Linked DNA regions of Homo sapiens: region 2 is linked to region 1. Evidence: chromatin loops called from intact Hi-C (ENCODE). Cell type or tissue: sigmoid colon. All regions are shown on one strand. Each heading gives the region's core, and the rest is flanking DNA. Links, peaks and the distances in the headings are about the cores only.

Region 1 (15,932 bases), core at 5,139-13,138:
GGACAAGGACCCGGAGAGGGCACTGAGCTAGTTAACACTTAAGCCATCTGTGACGGCAGAGCTAAAAAAGTACTGTAATATGCCCACTGGGGCTTCAGAAGTTACAGGCACCCACCCCTAGATGCTACTGTGGGGTCAGAGCCCAGAAGCGCTTGCCCCAGCTCCTGCGTGCTCCCCCTCCTCTAAGGGGTTTGAGTGCACAGTGGCCGAACAGATGAGCCACATTCGGTCACACGTCTCTGAGGGGGGTCAGGGAACTCTCCCATTTCAGGATTATAGGCGTTAGCCACTGCACCAGGCCAGGAGACAACTTTCAAAAAAATCAAATTTAAGTTTCTTTAGTTGGAGGCTGTGCACTCCAATTAGCCCTAGATGGGTGACAGCTCAGACCATCTTTCCCAACTTTATACATTTCTCTCTCCAGGCTAAGTTACATTTCAAGCCTCTTCTAGCTCAGCATGGCCTCTTCTCCATTTGCTATGCTCTGGCTCAGCAGATTCTTAATCTATGGCACCAGGCCTGTCAAGAGACCTGCATTTGATTCCCAACTTTTAGCCAGGAAACACTGGGAACACCACATCTGAGTGTGTTGCTGCTGCTGGCTTGGGTGGCCAGGTTTTATTCCCTCATTTGGCCCTGCCCACATCCTGCTGATTGGTCCATTTTACAGAGTGCTGATTGGTCCATTTTAGAGTGCTGATTAGTCCATTTACAATCCTTTAGCTAGACACAGAACACTGATTGGTGAATTTACAATCCTCTAGCTAGAGAGAAAAGTTCTCTAAGTCCCCACTCCACCCAGGAAGTACAGCTGGCTTCATCTCTCAGTGTTATTGATGGAAGCGCTTAGAGCTCCCTGCTTTCTGTGTGGAGCTGGTCTAGGCCTGGACCATCCTTGGGGCACTCATTTAATTAAGCGAGGCTCAGAGGTCTGGACTGATGGGTCACCCTGATTCAAAGAGTATTTCTTCAGTAAACAGGGTCTAGGGGAAACCACATAGTCTGGGGGCTAGGGCCCCGTTTGGCAGGTCCAGGGATTGAGCAAGAATGAGCAGAGAAAGGAGACGGGGCTGTGTCTTGAGTCTATAGGCTGGGTCACTGGAGGTATGGTAGGATCTCTAGAGCTGCCTCTAATGACAGCGGAGTCTCTTCAAGAAACTTTTGAAAGGGACCAAATTCTTTTTCTGATTACCTTTCTAGCTTCTCTGGCTGAGCCCCTATGCATTGGATTGACATAGACAGATTAACAAAAGAAAACAATCAGAATTTTATTAGTATGTGCACTGCAATTACATGCGGGAACACTCAGAGATGAATAAACTCAAAGGTTTGGTTGGAACATGGGCTTATAGCATTTTAGCAAAGGACCAATACATTTTTTTTTCTTTTTTTTGAGACAGAGTTTCACTCTTGTTGTCCAGGCTGGAGTGCAATGGCACAATCTCAGCTCACCACAACCTCTGCCTCCCGGGTTCAAGCCATTCTGCTGCTTCAGCCTCCCGAGTAGCTGGGATTACAGGTGTGTGCCACCTCACCCGGCTAAGTTTTGTATTGTTGGTAGAGACGGGGTTTCATAATGTTGGCCAGGCTGGTCTTGAACTCCTGACCTCAGGTGATCTGCCTGCCTCGGCCACCCAAAGTGCTAGGATTACGGGCGTGATCTTCTCAATTGCCTTCAGCTCAAAATAATCCTTATGTCAAAGTGTCATATTTTGAGGTGGCATATTCTGCCAGCCGACAGACCCAAGAACCTTGGCTAGAATGGATTGGTCTTGGATTGCAGTGAGTTGAACCCCTGTACAGAAGTGTAGAAGAAGGAAACATCTTCTAGTTGAGTTTTAGCTTCTGTCTGTTTTGAGCTGGTGAACTCAAATTGTTCACTGAATATTTAAATTCTTTGACTTTCACCTGTGAAAATCTCCTGAATGAAATGAGATATTTGATCCTATTTAGTGGGTCACTGAACATGCTTCTAACATGAAAACATTCAGCTTTGAGCTAGGAAGGTGAGCTGTGCTCACAATCTCAAACAGGGTAGGGGAGAGAAGATTTACATGTTCTGTGCCCTGTGCCCTTTCTTGGGGCCTAGAGGACACATTGACTTATCTTTTCTGGGGATAGTATAAAGGAACATCAACTTGCTCCTATTTTGTGCTGGAGAAGCTTAGAGAATCAGATGCTAGTTTTATACTACATCCCTCAGTATTAAAAGCTTTAATTTAAAAAAGAAAAAATAACAGCTGGGCACAGTGGCTTATGCTTGTAATCCCAACACTTTGGGAGGCTGATGTGGGAGGATCGCTTGAGGTCAGGAGTTGGCGACTAGCTTGGGCAACATAGCAAGACCCTGAATCTACAAAAAGTAAACAAATTAGCCAGACGTGGTGGTGCGTGCCTGTAGTCCCAGCTACTTGGGAGGCTGAGGCGGGAGGATCCTTGAGCTCAGGAATTCAAGGTTGCAGTGAGCTATGATTGTACCATTGCACTCCAGCCTGGGTGACAGAGTGAGATGCTATCTCTGAAAATAAGTGAATAAATAGATAAAAATAAAAAAGGAAAAAAGTTCATCTTTGGCCAAATGTCAACAAAGAAAATAAAAGGAGAAAAAAAGAATTAACGATTCATTGAAAATTTTTTTTCCTTCCTTGAAGAAACAATTTGTTCCAACCTAAAAAATTATGCAAAATCATTGTAATGTTTCCCCGGTGCTTTAAATCCAGATTTCAGGTGCCCCAAAGAGAGAGATCAAGTGATTTTAACCACCTGAAATGAAAAAAAAAAAAAAAAAAAAAAGAGGCCGGGCACAGTGGCTCACGCCTATAATCCCAGCACTTTGAGAGGCCGAGGTGGGTGGATCACCTGAGGTCAGGAGTTCTAGACCAGCTGGCCAACATAGTGAAACCCCGTCTCTACTAAAAATGCTAAAACAAAAATTAGCCGGGTGTGGTGGTGCACATCTGTCTGAGGCCCAAGAATCGCTTGAACCTGGGATATGGCAGTGAGCTGAGATCACACACTGCACTCCAGCCTGGGAGACAGAGTGAGACTCCGTCTCAAAGAAAACAAAAAAGATAAATAAAAAGCATCAGACAATTTTCTATAGCTTCTAGACCATAGAACCTGCAGCAATAACTCAATGAGTTTTTATTCTCATGTTTGCCCTGTGCAAGGAGCAGACCAAGAGAAGGGATTTGCCTGCCCTTGACTTTCTCTGCCATCCACCCCAGCTGCCAGGTAAATCACAAATCATGTAGTATTTTCTGTGAATGCAGGTAAGCTTAGCACCCCTGGCCTCATTCCCTTCCTTTTATTTTTTGACCTCTACATTTAACTATGACTTTTCTGGCGAACACATTGCCTTCTTTCCTCCTCAAGGGATTTCATTTTATTCTTGCTCACCGGAAGCACAGAACCACCCCAGCTGTGGCTAGTTTAGCCTTCCCAGGGCTCTCTCCACTGTGGCCTCCCAGAACTTCTAATCTACACAAGAAGCCTGCCCTACTGTTGACATTTTATAACCTATGTGCCTCTGTGACTAAATGGCTAGAGTTATCACATCTGCTCAGTCCTGCATCTTTATTAAAAAAAACCTGGGCAATGTGCCATCCTCTCTGTCCACCAACAAGATTTTTCTCTGTGAAACGCTTTCTTTAAAGTCTGTGCACAAAAGCATAATTGTTCCCTCAGAGTTGCTAAAATGACTTGAAGGGCTTGAGTTTTTTAGTAGCTTTCAGAAACAAAAGGAGCTTTCTAACTGGACAAGCTATTCCCTCCAGCAAAGGATCCTTGGCTGAACTTTGTTTACCATATTAAGCAGCATAGCGCAAGCTGCACTGTGGCTTATTGTTAAATAGTCACTACAGAAAATTCACTTCAGGGTTATTTCTGGTTTGTTATAACATGTATTTCTTTTCTCTTGTCTGTATCGCTTAATAACAGTAAGGAAGGTTACAGAAAGCTTTTTATGACCATCCTCACCCCAAAGTCAAATTAACTTCTCCCTCCTTTTGTCCCTAACAGATGCAGCGCACCCTGATTTTTTCATGTCTGTTTCACTCACTCAGTGGACGCTCTGTGAGGGCAGGACCTTGTCTAGTTTGTTCACGCTCTCTTGCTTTCCTGTGTTCATTGAGCAAGATGCCTGGCATATAGTGTGAAATTAGTTAACATTTGTGAAGAAGCAAATAAATGGATGAATTTGTGGAGGTATTGGCTTCTTTTTATATGTTTGGTAGAATTTGGTGATGGTAGAGACAGCTATTTCCTACCCCATATCCATCCCCTCTGTTCTAGGGTGGGCACAAAGCTGCTTGGAATAAAGTCAGCCTCTTCTGCCTTCTGACTGGAGGTATGGCCAGGTGAAAAAGTAGACAGGGTTCCTGAGGACTTCTAGGCATCGCCAGACCAGCTCCGAATTGCCTACCTGTAGGCTCTTAAACTTCCATTTTGTTCATTTTTTAAAAAATCACTTGCAGCCAAATCTAGTCATAACAGGTATGTTGGTTTAACATGTGTGTCTGTGAAGACCAGGGAGAGATTGGGATAAAAAAATCTAAATCCAAGGATGGATACAATGGTCCATGCCTGTAATCACAGCATTTTGGGAGGCCAAGGAGGGAGGATAGCTTGAGCCCAGGAGTTCAAGACCAGCCTGGGTAACATAGTGAGATCCTGTTTCTATGAAAAATGAAACAAAAAAAAAATTAGCTGGGCATGGTGGTGTGTGCCTGTAGTCCCAGCTACTTGGGAGGTGGAGGCAGGAGGATCGTTTGAGCTCAGGTGGCCTAGGCTGCAGTGAGCCATAGTCATGTCAACCGTACTCCACCCTAAGCGACAGATAGAGACCCTGTCTCAATCAATCAATCAACATAAATAAAAATAAATAAAATGAAAATAAAAATCTAGATCTAGCTAGGATGACCATAGAAAACCATGCCAGTTTAGAGGTGTTTAGAATTAACTAAGCTTATATTCTTTAATTTATTTCATATCTATTCAGTTACAAATGCGGGGCATTTCCCCTTTTTATCTTCTTACTCATTGGTTTAGGAATAGTAATAATATTATTAGTATATTAAAATGTTGATATATTTGAATGCATCATGCTAGGCTCAAAATATCTATGTAAGTGCAACTGGCAACAAAGCAGGAAGTTTGATACACCCACCTTGGTATTTTTTTCACTCTCAGACATAAGGGGAAGGCAGCCAATTGTGATTTTTTTATAAGTTTTTCTCCTATTATTTTTATGTCACAGAAGCCAATTTCTATTTTATCTTAAAGAATTTTGTTATTATTATTATTTTTTTTTATTATTATACTTTAAGTTTTAGGGTACATGTGCACAATGTGCAGGTTAGTTACATATGTATACATGTGACATGCTGGTGCGCTGCACCCACTAACTCGTCATCTAGCATTAGGTATATCTCCTAATGCTATCCCTCCCCCCTCCCCCCACCCCACAACAGTCCCCAGAGTGTGATGTTCCCCTTCCTGTGTCCATGTGATCTCATTGTTCAATTCCCACATATGAGTGAGAATATGCGGTGTTTGGTTTTTTGTTCTTGTGATAGTTTACTGAGAATGATGATTTCCAATTTCATCCATGTCCCTACAAAGGACATGAACTCATCCTTTTTTATGGCTGCATAGTATTCCATGGTGTATATGTGCCTCATTTTCTTAATCCAGTCTATCATTGTTGGACATTTGGGTTGGTTCCAAGTCTTTGCTATTGTGAATAGTGCCGCAATAAACATACATGTGCATGTGTCTTTATAGCAGCATGATTTATAGTCATTTGGGTATATATCCAGTAATGGGATGGCTGGGTCGAATGCTATTTCTAGTTCTAGATCCCTGAGGAATCGCCACACTGACTTCCACAATGGTTGAACTAGTTTACAGTCCCACCAACAGTGTAAAAGTGTTCCTATTTCTCCACATCCTCTCCAGCACCTGTTGTTTCCTGACTTTTTAATGATCGCCATTCTAACTGGCGTGAGATGGTATCTCATTGTGGTTTTGATTTGCATTTCTCTGATGGCCAGTGATGGTGAGCATTTTTTCATGTGTTTTTTGGCTGCATAAATGTCTTCTTTTGAGAAGTGTCTGTTCATGTCCTTCGCCCACTTTTTGATGGGGTTGTTTGTTTTTTTCTTGTAAATTTGTTTGAGTTCATTGTAGGTTCTGGATATTAGCCCTTTGTCAGATGAGTAGGTTGCGAAAATTTTCTCCCATTTTGTAGGTTGCCTGTTCACTCTGATGGTAGTTTCTTTTGCTGTGCAGAAGCTCTTTAGTTTAATTAGATCCCATTTGTCAATTTTGGCTTTTGTTGCCATTGCTTTTGGTGTTTTAGACATGAAGTCCTTGCCCATGCCTACGTCCTGAATGGTAATGCCTAGGTTTTCTTCTAGGGTTTTTATGGTTTTAGGTCTAACGTTTAAGTCTTTAATCCATCTTGAATTGATTTTTGTATAAGGTGTAAGGAAGGGATCCAGTTTCAGCTTTCTACATATGGCTAGCCAGTTTTCCCAGCACCATTTATTAAATAGGGAATCCTTTCCCCATTGCTTGTTTTTGTCAGGTTTGTCAAAGATCAGATAGTTGTAGATATGCGGCGTTATTTCTGAGGGCTCTGTTCTGTTCCATTGATCTATATCTCTGTTTTGGTACCAGTACCATGCTGTTTTGGTTACTGTAGCCTTGTAGTATAGTTTGAAGTCAGGTAGTGTGATGCCTCCAGCTTTGTTCTTTTGGCTTAGGATCGACTTGGTGATGCGGGCTCTTTTTTGGTTCCATATGAACTTTAAAGTAGTTATTATTATTATTTTTAGATGATGTCTCATTCTGTCACCTAGGCTGGAGTGCAGCGGCACAATCTGGGCTCACTGCAACCTCCACCTCCTGGATTCAAGCAATTCTGTCTCAGTCTCCCCAGTAGCTGGGATTACAGGCGCTAGCCACCATGCCCAGCTAATTTTTGTATTTTTAGTAGAGACAGGGTTTCACTATGTTGGCCAGGCTGGTCTTGAACTTCTTACCTCAAGTAATCTGCCTGCCTCAGCCTGGGATTACAGGTGTGAGCCATTGCACTCGGCCAAATTTTTATTACCTCACTTAACTTAGCTCATATAAATATGAGCTTCCTTATTTGGAAGGAAAAACACTGGAATGTTCCTATATTTCTTTAACTGGTGCTTTCCCATATATACTCATTGTCTAAACTATGCTTTACTTACCATCTTAGCAATAAAGGAACAAGGAAATTCTATCTTTTTAAAAGGGGTGATAACTGTGGGTGGCTGTGGCAATGTGAGCAGACAGTGGGGAGGTGGTGATCTATGAGCTAAGATAAACAGATTTGTGAACCATTGCTTTATGGGAAAATTCTTTTTCTTCAATTTTAAGTGAGTCATACTTTTTTTTTCTCTTCTTATAGAAATTCTCATGAAGCACAGACAGTCATGAAGTTGGGAACTTATCAATCTAGTTGGAGCCATGGGACATTAAAATAATGTTTTCTCCTCAGTGCCCCTGGACCTTGAACTAGTAGGAAGCAAAAAGCAGAGGTTTCCATTGAGTTGGGCTATTTGGGGAACTTCCATTGACTTGGACAATGGAGGTTCAGCTATCCATCAAACTATTTGCAGAGTCCAAATTTTTATGCTTCCCACTGAACCCCCAAGTCAAAAAAACCATAAATTATGTTGTACCATATCAAATTGTCATTTTAAAAAAAGTTTAAAAATAATCAAATATTGGCAGTTTTATTTGGTTCAAAGTATAGATGAGTTTTCAATTTTCATGATTTTTTGAAGAGTTAACTTCTAAAAATAGCAAGCAAGAATATTACCAGTAACAAAATGTTAAATATAGAGCAATAGTTGAAAATTGATATTTAAAAAATAATTTATATATAAGAACACTAAGGCTTGGAGAGTTTAGACTGTTTGCCCACATGCACACAGCTGGGAGCTGGAAGGGTCATAATGAGAACCTGGATCTGGCTGAACCTGAAACCCAGGCTGGAGTGCAGTTGTGTGATCATGGCTCACTCCAGCCTTGACCTCTCAGGCTCAAGTGATTCTCCTGTCTCAGCCTCCAGAGTAGCTGAGACAACTACAGGCCTGTGCCAACACACCCAGCTAATGTGTTTTTATTTTTTGTAGAGATGAGATCTCACTATGTTGCCCGGGCTGATCTTAAACTCCTGGGCTCAAGTGAGCCTCAAGCCTTGGCCACCCAAAGGGCTAGGATTATAGGCGTGAGCCACGGTGCCCAGCCTCAGCATGTTGTTAACATTAACAACCATCTTATCTTATTTTCTTGTTATGAAACAGGGCATTTGAAAAAAACCTAGAAAATATAGGTAGGCAAAAGAAAAATTTGGAGAATAAGCAGATATCAGTTTTTGCCCTCAGTCTAGAGAAGGGGGAAGTCAATAAACAAGTAAATCAGCAAATATATTGACCACAAATTGAGATATTTGAAACAAAATGCCATTAAAAAGAGAAAAGACTTTTAGAATATAGAATAATGGGGTCAGGGAGGTGTGGGGGAATATCCTAACTTAAGGAGGTCAGCAAAGCCCTTGTTGAGGAGATGACAAGATGACATTTCAGCTGAGATGAGAATGGAAGGAGTGATGCAAGCAGCTGAGTGTCCAGGCAAGGGTCAGTCAGGGCAGTGTAAAGGATTAGAATGTACCATCTCAAAATATGCTGCTTTGGCATATTCATTATTTTCAGATGAAGGCAGTTGAGAAACAGCATATGCAGGAAGGGCTCTCTGCCCTCCCCTTTTCTACCTAAAAGCAGAGCATAAATTTCCCATAAGTACCCTCCCTGTACCAGGAAGAAGAGTAGAACATTCTTATCATTGGAGATGGAGAGTTGATACTGAGATGAATCTATAAAAACAAATCTTACTAAAATAACTTATATCTTCCATTAGTTTCTTTATATATTTTATAGTCACTTTTCCACAATTCACTACCCCTAGCCCAAGCCTTTTTTTCCTTTGTCTTGCCACATCTTCACAATTTATTGCCCTTTGTTAAAATGGTATGTGAGCCCCTAGGTCTAACGGTCCTTTGGATTTTCATTTTTTTCTATGAAGCCTCTCATGTTATATAAAAATATTAATTAATATCAAATAAAATGTGTATAGTTTTCCTCCTGTTAGTCTGTTTTTTGTCCGTTCAAGCTATCATCTCCAGACTCAGAACCTAAGGGGGTAGAGGAAAAGCCTTTCCTCTTCTACAGCAGGAAGGAGGTTGGCATATTTGATATTCTTCCCAGGAAGAGGAAAAAGAGGAGGAAGCCAGTGGGGCTGGCTTGGAGTGAAACAGGGGATGTGGGTGTGTGCAGGATCCCTGCTGTTGTAGGACTTTCTCCTTAGTTCAGCTAACAACGGGGTTCTTGTCACACAACCATGAGAGATTAGGCTTGCAGACACTTCGAAGGTTTGAGAAAAATTGAATTTATTAGGCAAAAAAGGGAAAAAACAGGAAACAGGGACTCTCAGCAAAGCAGAAGTCCTGCTAGTTGGCTTCCTGCCTCACGGACTGAATCCCGGGTTCCACCCTGGAACAGGAGAGGCCAGGCTCCTCCCACCTGCAAATGACATGAACTTCCTGAGGCTCCACCCCATCCTCCCAGTGTGCAGGCTGGTTGAAGTTTCTGCCAGGGGGCAGAAACTTTTTACTTGGCTGTCTCACTGCCACACACTTTTGTAGATTTTGGAAGAGAGTTGAAATTCTGTCTTATGAGGAAATTAATTATTTATGTAATTAAAAAAAATGGAGGCCCAGCATGATGGCTCATACCTGTAATCCTAGAACTTTGGGAGGTTGAGATGGGAGGATCACTTGAGCTCAGGAGTTCAAGAACAGCCTGGGAAACATAGTGAGACCTTGTCTTTACTATTATTTTAAAGAAAAAAAAATATTTAAAATGGAATAATTCTAGGTACTTGGTGATTTGTAACTTTCCTTAATTGCCAATACATGTATATTGGGTACTTAGTCCTTTTGATATGTCAAGTGTCCCTACCAGCTGACCCTATTATAGATAAAACTGTTAAATAAACAATAACTGGGTTTTGTTTTGTTTTGTTTTTTTGAGAGAGTCTCCCTCTGTTGCCTAGGCTGGCGTGCAATGGCGCAATCTTGGCTCACTGCAACCTCTGCCTACTGATTTCAAATAATTCTCCTGCCTCAACCTCCTGAGTAGCTGGGGTTACAGGCATGCACCACCACACCTGGCTAATTTTTTTTTTTTTTTTTAATTTTTAGTAGAGGCCGGGTTTCACCATGTTGGCCAAGCTGGTCTGGACTCCTGACCTCAGGTGATCTGCCTGCCTTGGCCTCCCAAAGTGCTGGGATTACAGGCGTGAGCCACCGCACCTGGTCCAACAATAACTGTTTATTGCTAACTATTCTCTTACTGCCTTTGTAGGACAGAACTAGACTTTCTATTCCTACTACATGAGGTAAATTGGAAACAGAAAAAAAACTGCCACTTCTCTATATATGCATCTTTAAAAGCAGTTCCCCTGGGACTGAGTAAAAAAAATGCCAGAAATGGACATTTCTGTGGCAGGAAAAGATTCTTTCTTGTTACCGGCTTGTCTGCTGTTCTTTCTGAAGCCCTGGCAGAAGATAAAATCTAATTTGTACACAATGTTAATGTCATTAATTAAACTATGACACCTTACAAATCACATTATGTACCTACTCTTATTTTCTTCAGAATCTGACATAACTTAGCTTAGTATTTAGCCAGAATGATACTTTGGTTTCTCCAGGCGCTGATGTTGATGTGCCTCTCTGCCCTGCAGCTGGTGGATGAGGGGGATCTGGGGAAGATACTTTGTTTCCTGCCTCACTATATGCTCTTTTTGGTCACTATCGCTGTTTTCAGTTGACATTTCTGAATGACCACAGGGAGTGTAGCACATCCCAGTGCTGAGACATGAGTTGCTTTTAGAGTTTTAACATTGAGAATCACAATATCCAGTCCTGCCAAGTCAAACTTCGTAGGCTCAAGTGAGAAATTAATGTTTTGAGAGTCAAGTACAGCAAGAATGCTTTGGCATATTTTCAGTGGTGCTTGATAACAGGCTTACCCAAGACAGAGCAAATAAACAGAACAAGCCAGGGACCACTTTAGACATGATGGGTAATTTTCCATGGCTTATAGGGGTCTCGGAGAAATTCTTTTCAGATTTGTGTACTGAAAAGCTTCGCTCGATTAAGCGTGAGCAGACACCTCCAGAGTCTCACACACCCAATCTGAGGGAAAAACCACCTCAATCCGCACCCAGCTTGAATTCCCCACTTGATGCACTTCACCATAAAACCTAAGATCTGGTATGTGACAGCTGGCTGTAGCTGCAGTCCCATGAGCCCAGAACATTCTATGTTTGTGGTGTGTGTGTGTGTGTGTGTTGTTGTTATCGGTGGTGGTAGCAGCCTTTCTATCCACTGCAAAATTAGGCCAGTCTGAGATTTAGAAGATTTGGGACTGTTACACTGGGCAGTTGGTTTTCTGAAATATAAAACAAGGAATCAATGGAATGCAAATAGGCTGGGCGCAGCGGCCCTGTAATCCCAGCACTTTGAGAGGCCGAGGCGGGTGGATCACCTGGGGTCAGGAGTTTGAGACCAACCTGGCCAACATGGTGAAACCTTATCTGTACGAAAAATACAAAAATTAGCTGGTGGTGCATACCTGTAATCCCTGCTACTCCGGAAGCTGAGGCAGGAGAATTGCTTGAACCCGGGAGGCAGAGGTTGCAGTGAGCCAAGATGGCTCCACTGTCCTCCAGCCCTCCAGCCTGAGTAGCAGAGCGGAAAAAAAAAAAAAAAAAAAAGAATACAAATAGATATTACTTTTAATAGATTTTCTTTGAATAAACATAGTTGTCACATGTAGAGGGAGAAAGACACATGAAATGTATTTTACTTACGCAAGTCTGATGCACAGAGAGAGGATGGAAAAACTGCCATATGTGAATCAGGATCTACGGAGGCTGCAAGTAAACATAGGTGTTCTTGGGTACAGCATTTGAATGAATGGATGGAAGTCAGGGCTTAGATTTTCTCCACAGAATGGCTTCCAAAAGCACGGGAGATTTTATTTAATTGCACTAACTTCGAAACAATGCTCACTGGCACAAGAGTAAAGTTGTCATTAAAAAAAAATCCTTGGGGCCAGGCATGGTGGCTCATGCCTGTGATCCCAGCACTTTGGGAGGCCGAGGCGGGCGGATCACCTGAGGTCGGGAGTTTGAGACCAGCCTGACCAACATGGAGAAACCCCGTCTCTACTGAAAATACAAAATTAGCTGGGTGTGGTGGTGCATGCCTGTAATCCCAGCTACTTGGGAGGCTGAGGCAGGAGAATCGCTTGAACCTGGGAGGCGGAGGTTGCGGTGAGTCGAGATCACGCCATTGCACTCTAGCCTGGGCAATAAGAGTGAAACTCAGTCTAAAAAAAAAAAAAAATCCTTGGAGTTTTTACTGACCTTTGGAATCTTAAGCACTTTAATACATGTACTCTCAGGAGATTATTAAGCAATTGAAAGTTTAGACCCCTAAAACTGCTTTGTGCGAGATTCAAATGATAACTGATTTGAAATGGTCCCTGATATCTTTGGTTCCAGGGCAATGGGTGCTAGCTGGGCAGGTCCTGGCTTGAGAGAGAATTAGATGAAGGTCACTGTGCTGCTGGGGCTAACAGTGCCTATGCTGTCCTCAAGAGCTGGGGCCAGAGGCAAGTGGTAGAAGGACCTGGTCCAGCCTCTGAGGCCTATTGAAAGGTCCTGGGCAGCCTTGTGCAGAGCTTTTGTTCCTAGGAATTTCAATTTTCTATTCCCTTCTCTGAAAAGGAGACTTTTTCTGTGAATGTTTATCTTTAGGAAGCAAATTAATGGTATTAGGACATGATTCCCAGCCTAATAAGAAATGACCCCCAGTATTATTTACCTGGTTTCTCATTTTGATTTTGGCCTCCCTTGGTTCCAGATGGTGAAAATACATTTCAGGTATTATAAGATTGGAGGGACCTGATGAAATAGTAGAGTTTACTGATGTTGTGCTATTAAAAAGAAACAATAATAATCTCAATTATCCCACATTCTGAGCTCAGAAGTCAGTCTGGGCTAGGTGTGGTGGCTCATGGCTGTAATCCCAGTACTTTAGGAGGCTGGAGTGGGAGGATCACTTGAGGCCAAGAGTTCAAGACCAGCTTGGACAACATGGAGAAACTCCCATCTCTACAAAAAATTGAAAAAAAGAAAAAATTAGCCAGGCCTGGTGGCATGCACCTGTAGTCCCCGCTGCTTGAGAGGCTGAGGTGGGAGGATTTATCTTGAGAAGCTGAGGTGGGAGGATTTTGCTTGAGCTGAGAAGTTCGAGGGTGCAGTGAGTTAGGATTGAGCCACTGCATTCCTGTCTGGGTGACAGAGAAAGACCCTGTCTCTTTAAATAAACAAATAAATAGAAGTCAGTCTGGATATGTAATTTTTTTCAGAGTGCTTTGTAGTTACTAGACTTGGAAATTGATCTAATTTTGGTCATCTGTAAACACGTTGCAGACTTCCTTTTCTTACACACTGTATACCAAGTGTAGCACTTGGTATACAGTGCTACACTGTACACTGTACAGTCCTTTGTTAAGGACACTTCTGTGAACTTCAGTTTCTGGAGGTGCAGAAGATGTGGGTTTAGACAGGACACAGCTTAGCATAGTGGTCAGAAGCAAGGCTTCTGGAACCAAAGCACCAAATCCTGGTTCTGCTATTGACTAGCCCTGACTTTTGATAAGTTACTTTATTTCTCTGTGACTCAGTTCCACCACCTACAAAATGGGAATGTGTGGTGGTCACTAGAATGTGCTTTGCAAATCTTCAACTACAGGGAGTATAATTGACTAAGGGCCCCAGCTGCTGTGCTCTAAATCTATCACTGTGTGGAAGGGCCTGCCTGGCTGCTTCTGGCCAACTGAGTGCATCAAGGATACTAAGGCACACCCAATCCTGGGCCACACAGAGCTCCTTTGATTGCCACTTTGGCTTGTGGACTCCTTGATGGCTTTTCTAACAAAAGCTTTATCTTGTTTCCACCCTACCTTCTCTCCCTGTCTCCTCACTGGGATTAGACCTGCATCATGGCCTGAGGGCTCTCCAAGCCTAGCCAGCTCTTTCCCTATTTTCTCTCACTCAAGGATTTCTCCTAAGACAGAGTTGTCAGTTTAGAAACAAACAAGCATCAGGATGTCCAGTGAAATTTGAATTTCAGATAAAGAACAAATAATTTTTTATTATAAATATATTTATACTTTCATTTTACTTATTTTCCAGCTGGAAAAAAATTCAGACATCTTTATTCTCATCTAGGCATTTGCTTCTTGGAGGACCTAATCTAACAGTGGGCGCTAATAATTGTACCTACCCCCTAGGTAGAATTAAATGAGTAAAAGATATAAAGTAATTAGAGCTGGATTTGGCACTTAATAAGTGCTCAACAAATTTTAGTTACTATCAAAGACACAGGATGTGATCAGTACTGAATGGCTCTCCTTGGGTTGTTGTGCCTTTCCCCTAGAGGGGAAGGAAAAAAATCTCTGTCTTCTACTCTCCTAGATTTAGTGTCTGGGGTCTTGCAAATTGAACCAACAAAAGACAGATTAACAGGAGAAAAAGATTTATTTAATATGCATAATGGGGCCTCACAGAAATTAAATGAAAACCCCAAAGAGGTGACCAAAGACTTATATAGCATTTTAACAAAGGATGATAAATTTGTGGAGAAGTTGGATCTCCTAGGCACCGTACCTTGTGGGAAGGTAAATATATGGGTAATGAAAGATAAGGGTTATTTCAGCAAGGTTTATTTATGCAGATTCAAGCCAGTGCATCTCCAGTGATAAGAATTGTTTCTTTTTCCTGGTATGGGAGAGGAGAGAAAAGTGCCTTCACAAAGAGAAATTTATGTCCTGCTTTTAGGCAGATGGGGGAGGGTAGAGAGCTTTTTCAGCAGTCTGTTATTTCTCAATTGCCTTCAGCTCAACACAATCCTTTGCCAAAGTGGCATATTTTGGGGTGGCATATTCTGATCCTGATCATTCCCAAAGGTGTCAGTGGGACTAGTTGGCCTCCAGGCCTTGTGCCAGCTTCAGGGCAGCCCCCACACGGAGTGGTCTTGTGTTGGTGCTTGCAGGGTGGGTAGAAGTGAGAATGATCCCTCAGGAAAGCAGCTCTGTTCTCTTTTCTGCTGTCTAAATGAATGCTGCTGGGCTCCCTGCCTGTCAGTGTTTTTCCTCTGCACGGCAGCAGCTGTTTCTTACCTCTTCTGCTGTTTTTCTCTTATGATCTTGTTTCTCCTTTGCTTTAGTAGCCTTCATACAAAGAATCAGGCTTGGTCATCAGAAAAGCAGAATGCTTTTTTTTTTTGGCAAATCTCCAAAAGTTGTGTTTCTAGTTAGTCTTTCTGGCACTTCTCTTTATAGTTGTTTGATTTACTTTTGCCTTACAAGTTCCTTTATCACCAATGATGTTTTCTTCTTTTTCCCTTAACTATCAGGTTCTGCAGGAGTCTGGTTGCTTGAGAATCCTGGAGGGTTGAAATCTCGATATTTGAGGTGATGTGAATAAATTGTATAGAAGTAGGTGGACACTAATGGAACAAAGGAGGAATTTCATGGCTACCTGGGAGAATTAAAAATGTTAAAGCTCGGCCGGGCATGGTGGCTCACACCTGTAACCCCAGTACTTTGGGAGGCTGAGGTGAGCAGATCACCTGAGGTCAGGAGTTCAAGACCAGCCTGACCAACATGAAGAAACCCTGTCTCTACTAAAAATACAAAATTAGCCAGGTGTGGTGGCACATGCCTGTAATCCTATCTACTTGGCAGGCTGAGGCA
Region 2 (15,932 bases), core at 4,009-12,008, 110 kb after region 1:
TAGCTGGGTGAGGTGGCGCAGGCGCTTGTAATCCCAGCTATTTGGGAGGCTGAGGCAGGAGAATCACTTGAGCCTGGGAGATGGAGGTTGTGGTGGGCCAAGATGCACCACTGCACTCCAGTCTGGGCAACAGAGTGAGACCCTGTCTCAAAAAAAAAAAAAAAATCCGTGCATAAATGTCACCATGTTATAAGACAGTTTATGAATTTGTATTGGGCTATATTCACAGCTGTTCTGGGCTGCAGGTTGGGCAAGCTTGTATAAACATTGACTTGTTATAGCAAATGACATTTGTATTGGTGGTTTTCTAATTTGCAATGGAGTAGTTGACAATTAGAATAATTAATATAAACGTTATTATTGGAAGCCTGACTTGACTTCAAAACAATTACAAGTGGCAACAGTAGAGCATGACATGCCTGGGAAAAAACGACTAACTATGTTCTGGGGCTGCAAGTCCTTCATTTTTCTCTTAAAATAAAGTTTAGATTTAAGAGTATTACAAAGACTATACAACCATAGTATGTACATGTATGTATGTAGTTTGTAGGGTGTATGTGTGTGTAAAACACCTAACCTTCTAAATAACTTCAAACATTTTGGAGGTGCAAGTTCTTTCCAAAGTTTTCTTATTCCTTCTCTTTTTACATATATATCATTAGGCTGAGAGAACAAAAGCATCTTTTTGTAGCCTGCTTGCTCCAAAATTGATGTTTGTGACATTTGAAAAATAAGTAAAAGAAAAAGCTTACATAAATTCCAGAAGAGTTGGCTTAGTCAGGCCTCTCTCTCTTTTTCTTTCCTGACCACTGACTGCTTTGCTATAGGAGCTGTGCTAGGTGGGATGGGGAAAACTCTGGGTGACCTGAAAGCTTGAAGGCTGTCTCCTTGGTGCCCATAGTTGCCTCTTCCTGGGGACATTCCTGATGCCTTCACCTCTAGATCCCCACCCTCCTCAGAATAGGGATAGGTTTGGAACAGAGATGAGGTTGTCAATTTCCCAAACTCTGGATGAGGACTCTCAGATCTCAGGTGCACTCCAACTTCTCATTACAGAGCTCAGATCAGACTGACTTTTCCCCGCTAAGTAATTTATTTATTGTGGTAAAATATACATAACATTACTATTTATCATTTTAATAAGTGTATAATTCAGTGGCATTCAACACTTTCACAATGTTATTTAACTATCACCACTTATCTGTACCCAAAACTTTTTTTTATCATCCTTGGCATAAACTCCCATTAAATACATTAAACAATAACTCTTTCTTTCTCACCTCCTCCCAGCCTCTGGTAGCCTCTAGTTTACTTTCTGTCTCTATAAATTTGTCTGTTTTAGGTACCTCACATTAGTGGAATCATACAATATTTTTCCTTTTGTGTCTGGCTTGTTTCACTCAGTGTAATGTTTTCAAGGTCAATCCATGTCATAGCATATATCCAAATTTCATTTTTTTTTGGCTGGATGATATTCCATTGCATGTATATACCACATTTGGGTTGCCCGTTTATCTGTTGATGGACCCTTGGGTTGTTTCTAGCTTTTGTCTATTGTGAATGATGCTGCTATGAACATGGGTGTGCAAATGTTTGTCTGAGTCCCTGATTTCATTTCTTTTGGATATATACCTAGGAGTAGACTTGCTGGGTCATATGGTAGTCTATGTTTACCCTTTTGAGAAATCATGGTCAGCCCTCTTTTAATGCATGAGTAAGGGCAAGTATTCAAAGCAGTCTTAGCATGGGCTTATGGCTCAAATAAAGAGCACTCAGTTACCCTAAAATAGCTTAAAGTTCTTTAGTGCATGGTATAAGGACTTCCAATGGTGTGGTTTTAAGTGAGAAGGAGCAGGTGAGGTTGAAGTGGAAGGCAGGGCTGGTAGGGAAAATATCAGTCTTTTCCTAGAGTGGAAGAATTAGAAAGGAGCAAGTAAGCTACAATATTTTACCTACTGATGTTTGCTTACGTTTAAAAGGCATTGTTAAACAACTGCCTAATTTGTTTATTCTTGGGGCTATTCTACAGTAATATATGGAATATAGTATTCAAGAGGCACGGCAGATAAACAATAAAGGAAATGTCATTGCCATGTGACAAAATAGAGATGTAAGATTATGCCTATGATATGTGAGAGGAGACAAGATAAAAAGATTATGCCTAAAATATGTTTTAGGATGCCCTTTGATATTGTACCAATAAGAGACATTATTTTTCTTCCTCTAAGTCTCTGGGAATCCAAATTCTTGTTTTTAAAAGCAAAGAAGATTTCTTTTCTTTTCTTTCTTTCTTTTTTTTTTTTTTTTTTTGAGAAAGAGTCTCGCTCTGTTGCCCAGGCTGGAGTGCAGTGGCACGATCTCAGCTCACTGCAACCTCTGCCTCCTGGGTTCAAGCAATTCTCCTGCCTCAGCCTCTCGAGTAGCTGGGACTACAGGCACACACCACCACGCCCAGCTAATTTTTGTATTTTTAGTGGAGACGGGGTTTCACCATATTGGCCAGGCTGGTCTCGAACTCCTGACCTGGTGATCTGCCCACCTTGGCCTCCCAAAGTGCTGGGATTACAGGCGTGAGCCACCATGCCTGGCAAAAGCAAAGAAGATTTCTAGCTGATACTTTTTCTAGTTTTTAAAACCACTTTGGTAGAAGATGCCAGACATAACACCTTTGGTGGGTGGGAGCTTCTATGCAAACAGCTTTGATGTTTGATATTGGTCAGATATTGGCCTTCCTTAACATTGAGCACATACACTGTGCATCTGTTCATACTCTTGGGGGCAGAGTACAAATAATGTGTTTGGAGACTTGAGTGGAGATTTGGTTGCAAGGTGATATGGTTTGGCTCTGTGTCCCCACCCAAATCTCATGTTGAATTGGGATCCCGAGTGTTGGAGGTGGGAAGTGATTGGATCATAGTGGTGGTTTCTAATGGTGTAGCACCACCCTCCTAGTGCTGTCTTGTGATAGAGTTCTCATGAGATCTGGTTGTTTGAAAGTGTGTAGCACCTCCCCCTTTTCGCTCTCTCTCGCTCTCTCTCTCTCTCTCACCTCTCTCTCGCTTCACCATGTGAAGATGGTGCTTGCTTCCCCTTTGCCTTTCACTATGATTGTAAGTTTCCTGAGGCCTCCCCAGAAGCAGAAGTCTGCACTGCCCACAGAACCATGGCTGATTAAACCTCTTTTCTTTATAAATTACCCAATCTCAGGTAATTCCTTATAGCAGTGTGAGAATCGACTAATACACAATGTATGGTCAAATATTATAGTTACCTAACTTAAAACATGTGGTGGGGTATTTATTAACCAATATAAGTATAGGTAAGTATCATCACATGCCTGTAAGTTTTTGCATATTGTCTGATGATAGGTTTTAGAAGATGTTAATGACCTTATCAAGATGAAACCTGGAAGCTCTGTGATAACTTAACTATGCATGATATTTTATAAGTAAAAGAATTCCAGGAACACTTCTCAGACCATTCCTGTTTTCAATTAAAGCCAGTGTCCAAAGAAGAAAATAGGAAAAAGGGGGCAAGTTCAGAAGAGAAACACACAGTGACAATTAAGAACTTAATTCTAAGACTTTCAAAAAAATTGTAAGAATGAAAGTTGAGAAGCATTATCTGAATGGCTACCTTTGTTGAATGATTTATGTCAATATGAAGAAAAGGTTCCCAATGAATATAACCATGAAACATTGGAATGGAACTCTGTAGTAGATTATGGAATCTTCTATGCTGGAGGACTTTGAAAATAAGATTTAAAAATTTAGTAGAGTAGTTTTAAGCCAATATTTCCAAAGCCAAGTGACACTGCAGATTGAGATATTTGAAATCTTCTATTTCTCTTCCTAGAGATGAAGCAACCACTATGCTTAGCACTCATGCTCAGAGGAATAGGCAAGATGGCAAGGGCTTACTGGTCCAGGGGCCAGAGGATAGTTTTGTAACACTAATTTAAATCTGGTTAATTGAGAAAGCAGAAGCAGTAAAAAAAACTCTTCCAGTTCATGTTATTTTTTAAGAATTAAAATAAATGATGCCACAGAAACAATACATTAATATCTATCTCAGAGTTTTAAAGTACATGCCTATTTTGTATATGGCAAATGTTACAGATCACGATGTGTGAATTGGGAGGGTCCCTGTGATCATCCAGCATGGTGGTTTTCATGCTGGGTTCTGTAGGAGGCCAGGGCTCTTTGGTCTAGTGAGGGGAGGACCCAGCACTTGAACTCAGGTGTTCTGACTCCTGGGCCTATTTCCTGCTGCTATTTCAATGCAGTCTCTCCTGCTTCAATTAAAACTCTTCTACTTGTATCTGTTTAATATATTTGTGTTCTTTCTTAATTTCTATTTGGCCTGCCACACACTGAACACAATTTAAAAATAAAATTCCACCATCATTTTTCAGAGAAGAGCCCAAGCTTTCACGGAGTTCAGTGACTTGGCCAAAATTACAGTCGTCTCATGAGAACAAAGATCCAGTTTTCCAGACTTGCAGGGGGGTACTTTTAGGGTTGTAGGAGAGTGAATGTGCCAAACAAATTTTGTTAGTGGCAAAGACACATATCTTGTAGGAGAGTGTGTTGGAGAGAAAGCCCAAGGACCTTCAGGTGTGAATACAATGTTTGTGGGGAAAGAAATGTTTGAATCTAGAGTTATCTTTGGTGGCTGCATTTTGCAGTTATCTGTTGGTGTACAACTAACCACCTCAAAACCTGGTGGCTTAAAACAATAATTTATTATTACCTCTCATGGTTCTGTGGATTGACTGGGCTCAGCTGAATGGTTGTCACTTGTGATCACTCATGCATTTGCACTCAGATAAAGGCCGGGTTTGAAGTCATTTGAAGACTCAGCTAAGCTGGATGTGCAAGATGGAATTTTCATTCCCAGGTCTGGTGCTTCAGCTGGGATGGCTGGAAGAGCTGAAGGCTAGCTGAGCATTTCAGTGTCTGTGCAGTGCTCCACGTGGCTAGCTTTGGCTGCCTTACAGCATGGCCATCTCAGTACAGTTGGATTTTTTTTAACTTGTTCTCTGGCATCCTCCAGACCATGTGTCCTATAACACCAAGGTAGAATCTCCAAGGCTTCCTATGAGACAGTTGGAGGTCATGCAGCTTTTCCTATGCTGCATTCTCTTGGTCAAAGGTAAGCCATAGGGCTAGTCCAGATTCAAGGTGAGAGAACTACACAAGATGTGAATACCAACTCACTAGGGGCCATCTAGAGAGACCAGATATCACAGTGCAGATAATAGATTAGGCCCTCTGACTATAGATACTTTGTCATTAGGCATGTGGGTAAATGGACATTTCTAACAGTACTGTTGTAAATGCATGAGATATAGAAGTGAACAAAACAGGTAAAACCCATGCTGTTGTGGCTCTGACATTCTAGTGGGAGAGACTGAGAATTTAACAAGTCAGTACATAAATAACACAGTTTCAATGAGTAAGAGATGTAAAGAAAATAAAATAGAAATGGATAGAGCTTGAGGGAGGCCTATTTTAGGGGATGATCAGGGAGGCTTCTTTGAGAGGTGACATCTTGGCTGAGCCTTCAGTGAAGAGGAGGAAGCAATGTGAAGATCTGGTTGCAGAGCTTGCCAGCCAGAGGGAAGAGCGAAGGTACAGACCCTGAGCCAGGACTGGGCTTGGCATATTTTAAGAATGGAAAGAAGGCCAGTGTTCTCCAATGTGCCTGGAGTATAAGGGAGGAGGAGAAGGTTGGCGGGAGAAGGATGGAATCTCAGAGAAGATGTTTTCTGTCCCTTGGTTTATTATCTGTCCTCTCCCACAAGAATGGAATCTTCTCAAAGACAAGAACCTTGTTGGTCATGTTCGTTCCTGTGTTCACAGAGTCTAGTTCATGTTAGATGCTCAATAAATATTTGTTGAGTGAATGAATCACTGAGTGGTTGTTTCTAACCACTGAGTTTCAACCATACTCCTGTGGAACTCTGACTGACCTGAGATGTTCTAATGTTGAATAATTACTCTTTTTTTTTCACTTTGCAGGAAGAAAAGAAGTAAGCGAAAAAGAAATATGACAATAATTTCCTCCTCATAACAAAAAGGAAAATCTTTGGTTCATGCTACTTACCAAATGACTCCTAGTGGAGTGCAAGTGCCTCTACCAGATTAGAAAGGTCCCATGACTCTCAGATGGTTTAGACCCGGAGCAAGTCCAAGAATCACTGTTTATAATCCACAGGCAACAATTTAGGGTTATGGAATCTCTCATATTTTCTCAGAGAAACATTCATACAGCTACTTCCTTTCCTTGTTTTGGGAACTAATGATCACACCATCAATATTAGTCCTGGCCTTTCTCTTTCCTCCTGCCATGATTGGCATGTTCTTTTTCTTCGTGTGAAATGTTTTGACAATGCAATTCATGCATTGCAACTGACAGATCATTTTGAAGTAGTTAATATTGAATCATGGTTAGTGTCTTTATATTACATATTTTCTATCACTTGTATACTTTTTATTGCTTATTCTGACTTTTCGTCTTTTTAAATATATTTTCTTTTTCTTTTTTGACAACTTCTATTATTACAGCATTTCGTTATCTTTTCTCCAGTCTTTTCTCTATGTAGCATTATTCATTTTTAAAAATCATTTGAAACTAGTAAGTTGAAACAAGGAAGGAAAGGGGGAACAAAAGAGAAGGGAATGCAGAGGACTTCTACTCCTCAGGCAAATAAGAAAGTTTTTCTACTTTTCTCAAGTAGCCACAGATTTATTTTACTTTCACTTTTTGGTTGAATCTTTTAAATAGAACCTTCATTTGAGGCAAATTGTGTAGCCCTCCCTCTTTCCCTCCTTCCCACCCTTCCTTCCTTCCTGGCTTCCTTCCTCCCAAAAACATTTTTTTTGCATGCCTTTTACATGTCAGGCCATATTCTGGGTGATGGAGATATAAAAATAAATAAGCACCATGATTGCTATAAGTGAGTTTGCAGTCCAGTAGAAGAAACATATCAATAAACAGATATTTACAGAACATACATGCACACACAGAACCTTACTCAGAAACCATCATGTTCTTATATCACAACCAGATACAGTGCCAGGTAACATCATGGTGTTAAATGGAGAGAAAGGAAAAGGGCTGACCATTTGATGCTTCGTGTTCTTTTGTTTTGGGTCACACACAAACCACTCATTCCCAATTGTCCACCCCCTGCATCCCCCATGCATCTGAACAACTTTTAGAACAGGCTCTAGGCTGGAAGTCAGGAGAACTGGGCTCTATTCCAAGCTCTGTGCTTTGTACTGGAATGTGATTCTATTAATGGAATACAGCACTGAAGTAATAGAACTACTGGCCTTAAGGAAAGGGCCCTAGATTGCATAATTATAGCAGTATCTCTTCTTTCTGTCTTTATATAGACAAACTACAGAAATGGGGTAGGGGAGACTTTTTACATAGAAATGTTGTATAAACCAATTGCAAAACCTTAAAAAAATTTTCATGAGGAGAGGGTAGTTATTGAAGTCTATTCACCTGAGAAGATAAGTGCATTTACCATCTTCCTATAGGGCTCTGTGATTTGCATTAGCTTCTACGTTTAAAAGCATACCAGGCGGGGCATGGTGGCTCATGCCTGTAATCCCAGCACTTTGGGAGGCTGAGGTAGGAAGATCACTTGAGCTCAGGAGTTTGAGCTCAGCCTGGGCAGCATAGTGAGACACTGTCTCTACAAAAAAAGAAATTAAAACAATTAGCCAAGCATGGTGGCATGTGCCTGTAGTCCCAGCTATTTGGGAGGCTGAGATAGGAGGATCACTTGAATCTAGGAGATCAAAGCTAGAGTGAGCCATGACTGACTGAGCCATTACACTGCAACCTGAGTGATGAGTGAGACCCTGCCTCAACAACATACGAGAATACCAGATGAAAACAGAACATTTCACTGTGTGTTAAAATCCCAGACTAATTCAAGTCAGAATTTAGTTTTTATTTTTAGTAGTAGTTGAGGAAATCAAATTAAAGAGTTATCTTTATTCCATATCAACAAATATATGATAAATTCTCTAATAAGACACCTATCAGAGGGTGATTCAGACATTGGAAATAGACAGACATTGGTCTTATAGAAACCGAAGCCCCCAGATTTTGAAAAAATATTGTATAAATTTGCAGTAGACACTACAAAGAATCAGGTGATGAGAGCTGGTGGGAATAGTCTTGATTCCTGGCTTCTTAGCTGTATTTCCCAGGTGGTCCTACAGTATTTACTTTTCTGCACTGGATGTCTAAGGGATTGTCGATGGTATTTTTTTAGTAAACAACTCTCCTTGTTTGAGCTAGTTGAGGGAGTTGTCCTGGAGATAAGAGAGTCCTGAATGGGGGTAGAATAAGGGAATGGTTAAGAGTCAGATTAATCTGAGAATCCTAATATGCACTTTACTACGTTGGACAAGTGACTTGCCTTCTCTAAGCCACAATTTTTCTTATCTATGGGGAAAAATGGGAATAGTAGTAGCAACTGTTTTATAGAATCATTAGGGATAAAAAGTTCAATTCAATGAGAAATCTTAACTATCCTGAATATATACCCACACAGCATTGGAGCACCCAGATTCATAAAACAAGTACTTCTAGGCCTACAAAAAGACACAGACAGTCACACAATAATAGTGGGGGACTTCATTACCCCACTGATAGCCTTAGATCATCAAGGCAGAAAACTAACAAAGACATTTCTGGACTTAAATTCGACACTTGACTAATTGGACCTAAGAGACATCTACAGAACATTCCACCCATCTACCACAGAATATATATTCTCATCTGCACATGGAACATACTTCAGGATTGATCACATGTTCAATCTCATGTTCAGTCTCAATAAATTAAAAAAAATTGAAATCATACCAGCCATAGTCAAAATGTGGTAGAATAAAAATGAAAATCGATTCCAAGAAGATCTCTCAAAACTACAAAATTACATGGAAATTTAAAAACTTGCTTCTGAATTACTTTTGGATAAACAACAAAATTAAGGCAGAAATCAAGAAATTATTTGAAATAAATGAAAACAGAGACACAACATACCAAAATCTCTGGGATGCAGCAAAAGCAATGTTAAAAGGAAAGTTTATAGTGCTAAATGTCCACCTCAAAAAGTTAGAAAGATCTCAAATTCATGATCTAACATCACCCCCAGGGAAACTAGAAAAACAAGAACAAAACCCTAAGTTACTAGAAGAAAATAAATAACTAAAATTAGATGAGAACTGAACAAAATGGAGACTCTGAATTCCATTCAAAGAATCAATGAAACCAAAAGTTGGCTTTTTGAAAGGATAAACAAGATCAGCAAACTGCTAGCTAGATTAATAAAGAAAAAAGAGAGAAGATCTAAATAAGCACAATCAGAAATGACAAAGGTGACATTACAATCTATCCCACAGAAATGCAGAAGATCCTCAGAGACTATTATAAACACCTCCATACATATAAACTAAACTCTAGAGGATATGGCTGAATTCCTGGAAACACATAGTCCCCAAGATTGAATCAGGAAGAAATTGAAACCCTGAATAGACCAATATCAAATTCTGAAATTGAAATCAGTAATAAAAAACCTACCAATCAGAGAAAGCCCTGGATCAGATGGAGTTATAGCCAAATTCTACCAGAAATACAACGAAGAGCTGGTACCAATCCTACTGAAACTATTCCAAAAAATTGAGGAGAAAGGACTCTTCTCTAACTCATTCTATAAAGCCAGCATCACCCTGATACCAAAACCTGGTAAAGACACAACAAAAACAGAAAACTATAGGCCAATATCCCTGATGAACATAGATGCAAAAATTTTTAAGACAATACTAGCAAACTGAATCCAGCTGCACATCCAAAAGGTAATTCTTCATAAACAAATAGGCTTAATTCCTGGGATGCAAGGTTGCTTCATTTTATGCAAATCAATAAATGTGATTCATCACACAAACGGAATTTAAAACAAAAACCATATGATTATCTCAATAGATGCAGCAAAAGCTTTTGATAAAATCCAACATTCTTTCATGATAAAAACTCTTAAGAAACTAGGCATCAAAGGAACATACCTCAAAATAGTAAGAGCCATCTAGGACAAAGCCACAGCCAACATCAGATTGAACAGGCAAAAACTGAAAGCATTTTCCCTGAGAAGTGGAACAAACAAGGATTCTCAGTGTCACTACTCCTATTCAACATAGTTCTGGAAGTCCTCGTCAGAGCAATCAGGCAAGAGAAAGAAATAAAAGGCATCCAAATAGGAAAAGATGAAGTCAACTTATCTCTCTTTGCTGATGATATAATTCTATACTTAGAAAACCCTAAAGACTCTGCCTAAAGACTCCTGGAACTTAAAAATGACTTAGTAAAGTTTCAGGATACAAAATCAATGTACAAAAATCAGTAGCATTTCTATACACAAATGATGTTCAAGTTGAGAGCCAAATCAAGAATGCAATCCCATTTAAAATAGACACACAAACACACACACACACACACACCAGAAATATATCTAACCAATGTGGTGAAAGATCTCTACAAGGAGAACTATAAAACACTGCAACAAGAAATCATAAATGACACAAACAAATGGAAAAACACTCCATGTTCATGGATTGGAAAAATCAATATTGTTAAAATGGCCATACTACCCAACGCAATCTACAGATTCATTGCTATTCCTATCAAGCTATCAACATCATTTTTAACAGAATAAGAAAAAAATACTCTAAAATTCACATGGAACCAAAAAAGAGGCTAAATAGCCAAGGGAATTGTGAGCAAAAAGAACAAAGCTGGAGACATCAAATCACCTAATTTCAAACTATACTATAATGCTACAGTAACTGAAACAGCATGGTACTGGTACAGAAACAGACACATAGACCAACAGAACAGAATAGAGAACCCACAAATCAAGCCACATGCCTACAGTCATCTGACCTTTGACAAAGTTGTCAAAAATAAGCAATGGGGAAAGGACTCCCTTTTCAATAAATGGTGCTGGGATAGCTAGCTAGCCATATGCAGAAGAATGAAACTGGACCCCTGCCTTTCACCATATACACAAATTAACTCAAGATGGATAAAAGATTTTAATGTAAGACCTCAGACTGTAAGAATCCTAGAAGAAAACCTAGGAAACACCATTTTGGACATTGGCCTTGGGAAATAATTTATGATTATCCTCAAAAGCAACTGCAACACAAACAAAAATTGACAAGAGGGACCTAATTAAAGAGCTCTGCACAGCAAAAGAAACTATTAACAGAGTACACAGACAACTTACAGAATGGGAGAAAATGCTCACAAACTATGCATCTGACAAAGATCTAATATGCAGAATCTAGAAGGAACTTAAACAATTGAACAAGCAAAAAACAAATAACCCTATTTAAAAATGAGCAAAAGACATGACCAGATACTTCTCAAAAGAAGACATACAAACAGTCAACAAACATGAAAAACGTTCCACATCACTGACATCAAAGAAATGCAAATCAAAACCACAAGAAGATACCGTATCATACCAGTTGGAATGGTTATTATGAAAAAGTCAAAAAACAACAGATGCTGGTGAGGCTGTGGAGAAATAGGAATGTTGTTGTGTATAAAAACAACAGTTGTTATACTGTTAGTGGGAATGTAAATTAGTTCAGACACTGTGGAAAGAAGTTTGGAGACTTTTCAAAGAACTTAAAACAGAACTACCAGATAACATGATTGTATATCTAGAAAACCCCATTGTTTCAGCCCAAAATCTCCTTCAGCTGATAAGCAACTGCAGCAAAGTCTCAGGATACAAAATCAATGTACAAAAATCACAAGCATTCTTATACACCAATAACAGACAAACAGAGAGCCAAATCATGAGTGAACTCCCATTCACAATTGCTTCAAAGAGAATAAAATACCTAGGAATCCAACTTACAAGGGACGTGAAGGACCTCTTCAAGGAGAACTACAAACCACTGCTCAATGAAATAAAAGAGGATACAAAGAAATGGAAGAACATTCCATGCTCATGGGTAGGAAGAATCAATATCGTGAAAATGGCCATACTGCCCAAGGTAATTTATAGATTCAATGCCATCCCCATCAAGCTACCAATGACGTTCTTCACAGAATTGGAAAAAACTACTTTAAAGTTCATATGGAACCAAAAAAGAGCCCGCATTGCTAAGTCAATCCTAAGCCAAAAGAACAAAGCTGGAGGCATCATGCTACCTGACTTCAAACTATACTACAAGGCTACAGTAACCAAAACAGCATGGTACTGGTACCAAAACAGAGATATAGATCAATGGAACAGAACAGAGCCCTCAGAAATAAAGCCGCATATCTACAACTATCTGATCTTTGACAAACCTGAGAAAAACAAGCAATGGGGAAAGGATTCCCTATTTAATAAATGGTGCTGGGAAAACTGGCTAGCCATATGTAGAAAGCTGAAACTGGATCCCTCCCTTACACCTTATACAAAAATTAATTCAAGATGGATTAAAGACTTAAACATTAGACCTAAAACCATAAAAACTCTAGAAGAAAACCTAGGCATTACCATTCAGGACATAGGCATGGGCAAGGACTTCATGTCTAAAACACCAAAAGCAATGGCAACAAAAGCCAAAATTGACAAATGGGATCTAGTTAAACCAAAGAGCTTCTGCACAGCAAAAGACACTACCATCAGAGTGAACAGGCAACCTACAAAATGGGAGAAAATTTTCGCAACCTACTCATCTGACAAAGGGCTAATATCCAGAACCTACAATGAACTCAAACAAATTTACAAGAAAAAAACAAACAACCCCATCAAAAAGTTGGCGAAGGACATGAGCAGACACTTCTCAAAAGAAGACGTTTATGCAGCCAAAAAACACATGAAAAAATGCTCACCATCACTGGCCATCAGAGAAATGCAAATCAAAACCACAGTGAGATACCATCTCATACTAGTTAGAATGGCAATCATTAAAAAGTCAGGAAACAACAAGTGCTGGAGAGGATGTGGAGAAATAGGAACACTTTTACACTGTTGGTGGGACTGTAAACTAGTTTAAACATTGTGGAAGTCAGTGTGGCGATTCCTCAAGGATCTAGAACTAGAAATACTATTTGACCTAGCCATCCCATTACTGGGTGTATACCCAAAGGACTATAAATCATGCTGCTATAAAGACACATGCACACGTGTTTATTGCGGCACTATTCACAATAGCAAAGACTTGGAACCAACCCAAATGTCCAACAATGATAGACTGGATTAAGAAAATGTGGCACATATACACCATGGAATACTATGCAGCCATAAAAAAGGATGAGTTCATGTCCTTTGTAGGGACATGGATGAAATTGGAAATCATCATTCTCAGTAAACTATCGCAGGAACAAAAGGCCAAACACCGCATATTCTCACTCATAGGTGGGAATTGAACAATGAGAACACATGGACACAGGAAGGGGAACATCACACTCTGGGGACTGTTGTCGGGTGGGGGGAGGGGGGAGGGATAGCATTAGGAGATATACCTAATGCTAAATGACGAGTTAATGGGTGCAGCACACCAGCATGGCACATGTATACATATGTAACTAGCCTGCACATTGTGCACATGTACCCTAAAACTTAAAGTATAACAAAAAAAAAAAAGAGTCTCAGGCAGAAGCTGCAAGGACTTCTTAGGAGCTAACTTCAGAAGTCACACAGCATGATTTTAGTAGTATTCTGTTGAGCAAAGCAGTCACAAATCAGGCCACATTCAAGGGAGCAAAGGAATAAACTGCAACCCTGGCTTGTGTGGAAAAAAAATAAAAAACAACCAACCAAACAAAAAAAAAACAGAACTACCATTTTGACTCAGCAATCCCATTACTGAGTACATATCAAAAAGAAAATTAATCATTGTACCAAAAAGACACATGCACTTGTATGTTCCTTGCAGCACTATTCACAATAGCAAAGAAATGGAATCAACCTATGTGCCCATTAATGGTGGACTGGATAAAGAAAATGTGGCACATATATACCATAGAATACTATGCAGCCATAAAAAGTATGAATTCATGTCCTTTGCAGCAACACGAATGCAGCTTGAAGCCATTATCCTAAGTGAATTAACACAGGAACAGAAAACCAAATATCACATGTTTTCACTTATACATGGGAGCTTAACATCAGTTACTTATGGACATAAAGATGGCAACAGTGGACACTGGGGACTAATAGAGCAGGGAAGGAGGGGAGCAAGGGTTGAAAAACAAACCTCTGGGGACTATGCTCAGGACCTGGGTGATGAGATCAATCGTACCCCAAACCTCTGCATCAGGCAATGTGCAGGTAACAAGCCTGCACATGAACCCCAAGTCTAAAATAAAAGTTGAAATTAAAAAAAAATAAAAAGATACTCGTTAAAACAACACAAAAATAATATAGAATCATTAAGGAATATAAAGAGATAATATATACAAAGGACTTAGTACAGTATACCAGGCACATAGCACGCAATTCATATCCATTATTGGTTATCACCATCATCACATCATTATTAGCCAGAGTAGTAGTTTTACAAATTGAGAATATTGCCCTCCTTTAGTTCATCAGCCCTCTTAATGGCAACCCACGGTGTGTGGAGTATTATGACACGTGCTAGAGGAAGTTACTAAAGATATACAAGATGTGACCTCTGTCCCCATTTGAATCCTATTTGAACCCTATTTATGCTGAATCCTTGTCAGAAGTTAAGCCTGTATATTTAGATCAGAGCCATTTTTACGTTTAACTCACTAGATCTCAGCCATAATCTCTCTTGTCTATTTGCTTTTTCTTCCTCTTGTGAGCAGAAGGAAAGGAAGATGCTTTTGCCACCCCGAACGCTCTAGCTTAAGTAGTAAGAGTCATTGGAATTAAGAGTTAATCAATATGAACCCTGGTGGAATAGAGGCTTACGATAGCTAGGGTGACTGTCCTGGTTTGCTTAGGACAGTCTTGATTTAGTCCTGCTGTTCTGGCATGTTTATAATAGAGACTCTTTTCAATCTTAACACATGTCCCTGTCTGTAACATTTGTTGATAGCCAATCTATACTAGGGACCTAACTAAAATATCATATTAGCTCAGTTGTTTAGACTAGGCACCTAATGAACCAAAACCTTGGATCTGCCTGCCTTGCTGTCCAAGTAGGCTACTTACCTCTGTCACTCACTGTACTCCCTACTCCTATTAAATGGCTTGAAATTTATCAGAAAAGTAGGGTGAAAGCAAATGTAGCAAGAATGTCAAATTATCACAATTACTTGAAAAACACTCAAGCTTCTGCTCCATTGATGTCAAATCAGAAGCATTTCTTTATGCACAGAGCAGATAGCTTTATGATCCAATACAGAGTTTGTTATTGTTATTACTTATCTTGGCTTTCAGAACCACAAAACAGAATTTGTATTCAAACTTCATTGAAAATCATACTTCTGTTGACAGTGAGGTTGAAAGCAATCTGGCTTACTTCTCCAGATGCTTTCTTTACCTATTTTTCTCTAGAAGAAAGAAATCATCAGGAATCTGACTCTTCCACAGTAAAAACCTAAAGGCTGCTTCTTTGAAGCTCCCAGCTATGATTTTTCAGTTTATCACCCAGTGAACCAATTCTTTAAAGCCTTGGGTATCCAGGGGTTACTAAACCTCCAATAAGTAAGCTCTGTAAATAGTACACAGCAGAAAACATAACAAAATCAAATTTAGGATTTCTTTTTCATTTTCTATTTTTGTTATCTTCTCTATTTAAAAGTTTAGATAGGGATTGCCTTGGGGCTGTAGACTGAGAAGGGGGTAGAGGACTTTTAGGGGCATTGGAAATATTCTGCATATTGATCTAGGTGGTGGTTAGTTACATGGGTATATGCATATATAAAAA

What was found. Hi-C counts contacts between places; a loop is a spot of excess contacts. Peaks named below come from ENCODE experiments on the same cell type or tissue, not always from the same donor. Only the 100,000 strongest peaks of a DNase experiment are listed, where the experiment ranks them.
Region 2: a loop joins it to region 1, with 2.5 times the contacts of the local background. A loop is called at or near these places in 23 of 110 quality-filtered maps.

The regions. Positions count from the first base shown.
Region 1 is chr5:126,519,475-126,535,406 of GRCh38, reverse strand. No RefSeq gene overlaps it. Among named protein-coding and RNA genes, the nearest start is that of ALDH7A1, 68 kb to the left of the region's middle. In sigmoid colon, for the core only: no CTCF peak of the experiment used is centred there; a DNase peak (open chromatin) is centred at 9,586; H3K27ac peaks cover 1,409 bases.
Region 2 is chr5:126,406,433-126,422,364 of GRCh38, reverse strand. It overlaps a transcript of GRAMD2B not described here. Among named protein-coding and RNA genes, the nearest start is that of GRAMD2B, 9.0 kb to the left of the region's middle. In sigmoid colon, for the core only: no CTCF peak of the experiment used is centred there; a DNase peak (open chromatin) is centred at 7,234; H3K27ac peaks cover 318 bases.